Linked DNA regions of Homo sapiens: region 1 is linked to region 2. Evidence: chromatin contacts called from ENCODE Hi-C data. All regions are on one chromosome and are shown on one strand. Each heading gives the region's core, a stretch centred on a gene start or an enhancer-like site at or near the end of the contact. The rest is flanking DNA. Distances are from core to core; before and after follow the strand shown.

The links. A loop is a pair of places that touch in the nucleus more often than their neighbours do. Pooled maps may share reads with other maps.
Region 1: a loop to region 2 is called in a map of heart left ventricle, with 15 times the contacts of the local background. The contact joins the promoter of MIR3147HG here to the enhancer-like site in region 2. A Hi-C loop is called at or near these places in 4 of 168 maps with a recorded cell type or tissue (heart left ventricle and heart right ventricle) and 5 of 50 pooled maps.

Annotation. Positions count from the first base shown.
Region 1 is chr7:57,403,317-57,406,016 of GRCh38, reverse strand. It overlaps MIR3147HG (MIR3147 host gene), which reads right to left and starts at 1,250. Exons shown (of 3, transcript NR_120505.1): 1 at 1,022-1,250. MIR3147 (microRNA 3147) reads right to left here and starts at 992; the gene lies at 927-992. LOC105375299 (a long non-coding RNA gene) reads left to right here and starts at 1,898. Exons shown (of 2, transcript XR_927305.3): 1 at 1,898-1,961.
Region 2 is chr7:57,327,160-57,329,859 of GRCh38, reverse strand. No RefSeq gene overlaps it. Among named protein-coding and RNA genes, the nearest start is that of MIR3147HG, 76 kb to the left of the region's middle. Within about 2 kb of position 1,262, at least 2 of the 41 ENCODE cell types and tissues checked have a DNase peak (open chromatin) inside an H3K27ac peak, as active enhancers do.

The DNA.
Region 1 (2,700 bases), core at 1-2,500, 76 kb before region 2:
CAAGGTCTTATTTTTATGTAGATTAACACCTTGGTTTTTACGGATTAAACACAAAAGCATAAAAGCTGGAGCCATTCCAGAATCAAAGGAACTTTCCCTGAGGACACCTGGAATTAAGGGACATCAATTATTAGGAAGCTACACGAAACCAGAAGTGCTCCCAGAAGTTTCCATTGTCTGGACAGAAAAATTAAACAGATCAGCCCGAGAGAGTAAAGGTACCTCCGTGAGTGCCGGGGGTGATGAACATTCCATTCAAAGCAAAGTTGTGAAGCCTGAGGAGTTTCAAAGACTCCCCAAGTGCTCTATACCTTGAAAGTCGCTCACACAAAGCTGGAGCACCACCTGTTCCTGAGAATCAGGTTGCCATTGTGTCTTTGAGACACTGCCCAGTCAGGCCTCGGTTGAGATGAGGCCAATGATGTCACGTGTAAAATGCCTAAACTATCTTCATCTTTAGGTAGCTATTTGGGGAACTTTCCACCAAATGGGTTGGGGGAAAATGGCGCACCAGAGACACACGCCTGGGATGTGAGATTTTCTCTTCTGCTGTTAGCATCTCCTGGGTAAACCAATAATGACCCTCTCTGCCACCTCAACATCCACATCCGCGAAAAAGGCGCTGGTGAGGGTGACATTTTCATGAAGCCACAGAGCATGTTGCCCCACGCAAAGCTCTGAACTTGTGCACTGGCGGGCCGGGCGGCGGATTTCTCCCCATAGCGGCTGCACTGCGCTCTGGCTGGAGAGAAAAGAGGGCAGCGGCACAGTGGACAGTGCCTGGACCGCAGGCCAGTTCCCACAGCAGCTTAGGAAAGCAGGTGGCTCCCTGGGCTGGAGGAGGCGTGATGTCCAGGAAAGACCCCGGGTGCAGGTGGGAGAGGGAACCCAGCCTAGCAGCGGGAAGTGAGGTGAGGACCACACCCGTCCGAGTTGGACAAGGGCGAGGTGCACTTCGCGGCGTCACACCCTCCTCACTGCCCAACCCGGACCTGCCCCTCCTGTCCCTCTCCGGACTCACATCCCATGGCAAGGAGGTGTCCGAAATCAGTAGCCAGCATCGCTGTGGAAGCGGCGAGATCCACACTGCCCTGCCCAACCCTCTTGGGCTGCCCGCCTTCTCGCATATCGCCTGCTAGGATTCTAGTCCAGCCGCCTTGCCACCAACGGGCGGGGAACCGTTAAGAGCTACAGTTTCCAGCCTGCGTGGCCAGGAGCGCACCGCCCCGCTCCTCCCGCAAGAACTGCGCCCCGCCCCTGAGACCGGGGCATGCTGGGATTGCAGTCCCGAAGCGCTTGAAACAACGGGCGGGAGCGGTGAAGAGACTACAGCTCCCAGCATGCAGAGCCAGGCCGGCAGAGCCAGGCCGGCACAGCCCGGCTTCCCCCTTCAGGACTGCGCGCCGCCCCATGTTCATGCTGGCTGGGATTGTAATCCGGTCGCCCTGCAATTAAAAAACTGGAAGCTAATCAAAGATGACAAGTCCCAGTATGCCAGGCGTAGCTCCCGCCCTCCAATCCACACCTTCCCGAGTCCAGAGCAGTTCTGCCATGCCAAAGGGGAGCCTGGTTGTTCCCGAACCTCTCTTGCCTGCCAAGTGACAGCGAGACCAGGCGGCTTGTCTTATCGTGTAATTATGTCACTACCTCTCCCTGAGATGCTGGCTTCATGCTTCGTCATTGCCAGAAGTTTGATTTCTCACGGAGCAGCAGGGGACCTGGAGCTACTCGCAAAGCTGTCACGGTTGCCATATCTTGGAGCAGTACTCGCCCCGCCCCTTCTCCTCGCCCCGCTCCTTCCCTCTGCGCTGCCTCTCCCCTCGGCACCGCCCCTCCGTCTCGCCCCACCCCTGACACGCCCCCTTTGAACATGCGCAGTGTAGTCCCTGCGTAGGACGGGCTAATCGCCAGGTGTCTGACTGTTCTCCGACTTCTTGGCATCCTACGCGGGAAGCTCCCTCGTGAGTGTCTGAAACCGTCCGTTCGCTGCCAGAAATGGATATATGCGTTCCCTGATAACCTAGCACTTGCCTTTTCAAAGCCACCATTTCCTCTATCCTCTAGGCTGTCGCAAATCCTCCTGTTCATCCCAGGAGTGCCCCTTGGACCCCGGGCTGGCTGCATGACCCACACCTGGGTCAGGCCTCTCACAGGGACGCTCCTGCCACTCTGACAAAGAGTTGAAAACGTCACAGCGAAAGGCCTGACCCTGCTGCATCCAGTCAGGAAACAGCCACAGGGAAGGGAGCCCCTAAGACACTTTGGGAGCCACATCCACCGCTTCTCTGCCCCCGATCCAGGCTGGTTCCCAGACCTTGGGGTCCTAGTGTGGACCTCCCGGCCGTAATTAACGCAGGTGCAGGGCCAGAGAGCCCCTTGGTCCCTCCCAACACATAAGGGAAGTTTGTGTGGTGAGGTCATGAACAGTGTCTGCGTTTCTGCTGTGAATAGGACCTTCATGGAAACACTTAATTTCCCTTTTTAAATATCCCTTTGGAACCACGTTTAATAATTTGCTGGTGGAACTTAACAGTGATAATTCTTTGAATCCATTTTTCTTTTTTCTTTTTTTGACACGGAGTCTCACTCTGTAGCCCAGGCTGGAGTGCAGTGACTGACTCGATCTGGGCTCACTGAAACCTCCGCCTCCTGGGTTCAAGCAATTGTTCTGCCCCAGCCTCCCCAGTAGTTGAAATTACA
Region 2 (2,700 bases), core at 13-2,512:
TTGAATGTGTAAGTATTCAAATAATAGTAATAAGCAAAAGTATTTTTAAATGAAACTTTGAGTCAAGTTTTATTTTCATGAAAAATGAAAAAGCAGACAACAGTAGGATCTCAATATAAATACATGAGCTGAGCTGAATTCCCATGGACATCTTAGAATGGTTCTCTCGGGGTCACCTTTTTAGTTTTCTTCTTGTACTTTTCTGTGTCTCCTATATTTAAAATAAGAATAAAAAAAGACAAGAAAGAAAGGCTACTGAATATAGAGCATTTACCACAACAGGCAAGATCTCATTCTGGGTGCTTTACAAACATGCTTTTGCTTCATCTCCACAACCTTCTCATTCCTTACTTTCATTTGGCAGATGAGGAAACTGAGGGTCAGAGAGCAAAGCCACTGGCCAGGGTCACCCGGCTGGATTGGACCCGCATCAGTCAGATCCTAAAGTCTGTTTTTAAACTAGGAAGCTCAAATACCCTTCCAATGTCCTTCAAGGAAACTACTTTGCTTTGAAAATCAGGGGGAAGAAACAAACAAACCAAACAAGAAATATGACTTTTTTTAACCACTTATTTAAGCTCTGATGGGACTTGAGACCAGCTGGGCTTGGAGAGGGTTTCTCAGCAGGGCACTGTTTGTGTTGTGGGTGGGGCTGTCCTGCCTGGCAGTCCCCCATGGCACATCCCTGCCTGCTCGTCAGCCATGCTCCCTTGTCATTGTGACATCCAGATCCCCCCATCTCTGCCAGCCTCCCCTCCTTGAAGACTGCTGGCCTAGACACTGCAGTGACACCAAATTCCTACTGGGGCCTCGCTCCTGCTGTGCTGTGAGCCACTGTGGGTAGATGCCCCCTCCGGACCTGAGAAGCAGGTGCCTCAATGGCCTTGTTTTACAAGGAGACTCAGAGAGGCTGGGTGACTTGCCTGGGTCACACAGCCAAGACTTGGCCCCATGCTATACTGTCTACCCTCTGGGACCAAGTCTTTGTGGTTGTGGGGTCAAAGTGGGGGAAGGGAAAAGATGAGTGGCCTGCAGCCCCAGGCTCACAGGGAAGGCAGCCACCAAGCGCTGTCCACTCTCCAGCCAGCTGAGGCCAGGCTGGGAGAAGCGAAGCTTTGCTACCAGCCTGGGCAGGCCAGGCCTGGCGGCAGGCATGCGGCCACTACAGTGGGACTGGGAAGCCGAGCACTCCCTCCCGCCTGCCCGGCAGCATCCCATGGCCACCCGCCAGGCCCTGCCTGACATCTGGGTCTGACCAGGGACATAACGTGCTGGCATGGGGACAAGGGCTGACTGCAGAGAGACAGAGCCACAAGGCAGGATGGCCAGGGGAGGCGGGCAGGCAGAGGAGAGAGAGAAAGGGAGAGAGAAACAGGCAGAGTGAGAGAGAGAGAGAGCGAGAGACAGGGGGTGAGAAAGAGAAACACAGAGACGGAGAGAGAAGAAAACAGAGGGAGGGAGAGAGACAGAGAAAGTTAAAAGAGAAACAGACAGAAAAGAGACACAGAGAAGGAGAAAAATACAACTAGGAAGACGACTGAGCCAGCTGCCTGCCTGGGTGGGGGCAGCCGTGCCTGCATGTCCTCCATTTGTGCAGGGGCACACACGCCAGAGGCCTCAGGTAGCACTTGCAGAGGTGAGGATGCAAACAGCCCTTTCTCTAGCTCCCACTATTCCCAGAAGCCTTCATCAGCCTCAGCCTCAGCCTCAGCCTCCAAATTCCCACTGTGTGCCAAGCATGCTTCTGAGCACTTCACAGGATTAATCTACTCAATCCTCCTGACAGCCCCAAGAGATGAAGTGCTATCATTATCTCATTTTACAGATGAAGATGCTGAGGCTCAGAGAGCTGGAGTCACTGGTCCAAGGCCATCTGCTAAGGAGTGGCAGGGCCAGGCAGCCACTTAACCATGGAGCAGCTACGATTCCCTGCACAACTTGAGCACCAGCCTGTGCCGGGTTTTACCACAAGCACCCGGATCATCCGAGCAGGCAGTGGTTCTTGGCTAGGGGTGATTTTGCCCCCACAGGGGACATTAGGCTATATGTGGGGACATTTGGGGTTATCACAACTGGGGAGAAGGTACTGGCATCTGATGGGTGGAGGCCAGGGATGCTGCTCAATGCCCTACAGTGCACCGGACAACCCGCACAGCAGAGAATTATCCAGCCCCAAATGTCAGTAGCACCGAAGTTGAGAACCTTCTATAAGGTAAGTTCTGTTACAATCTCCATGTTATAGATGTGGAAACTGAGGCACAGAGAGAGGGTGCCACTTGCACAAGAAGCTCACTTCATGCCCCTGCTCTTCCATAAGACCCCACTGCCAATCTGCATTAAGACACCCCTGCCTCCATTCTAGGCCTTCTGAGTCCTCACTTGCTCAGTACAGATGATGCTTCGCCTCCTCTCAATATACGAAGGTAGTCTTAGTCATTGACAGAAAAGAAGATCAAGCCACAAAGTCACTGGGAATGTACGAATGCCTTAAAATGAATTTGTATTTTATTCACTGCAGCATTGAGGAACATTTGAAAGAAACCATACATGGATTCATGGGGCAAGTATTTCCTGAGCACCTACTATGTACCAGGCCCTGTCCTTGGTGCTGGAGATACAACCGAGAACCAGACAGACCCAGCCCCTCCTGGGTCTTTAGGAGGTGACAGTCTGGTGAGGAAGGCAGATGATAGACAAGAA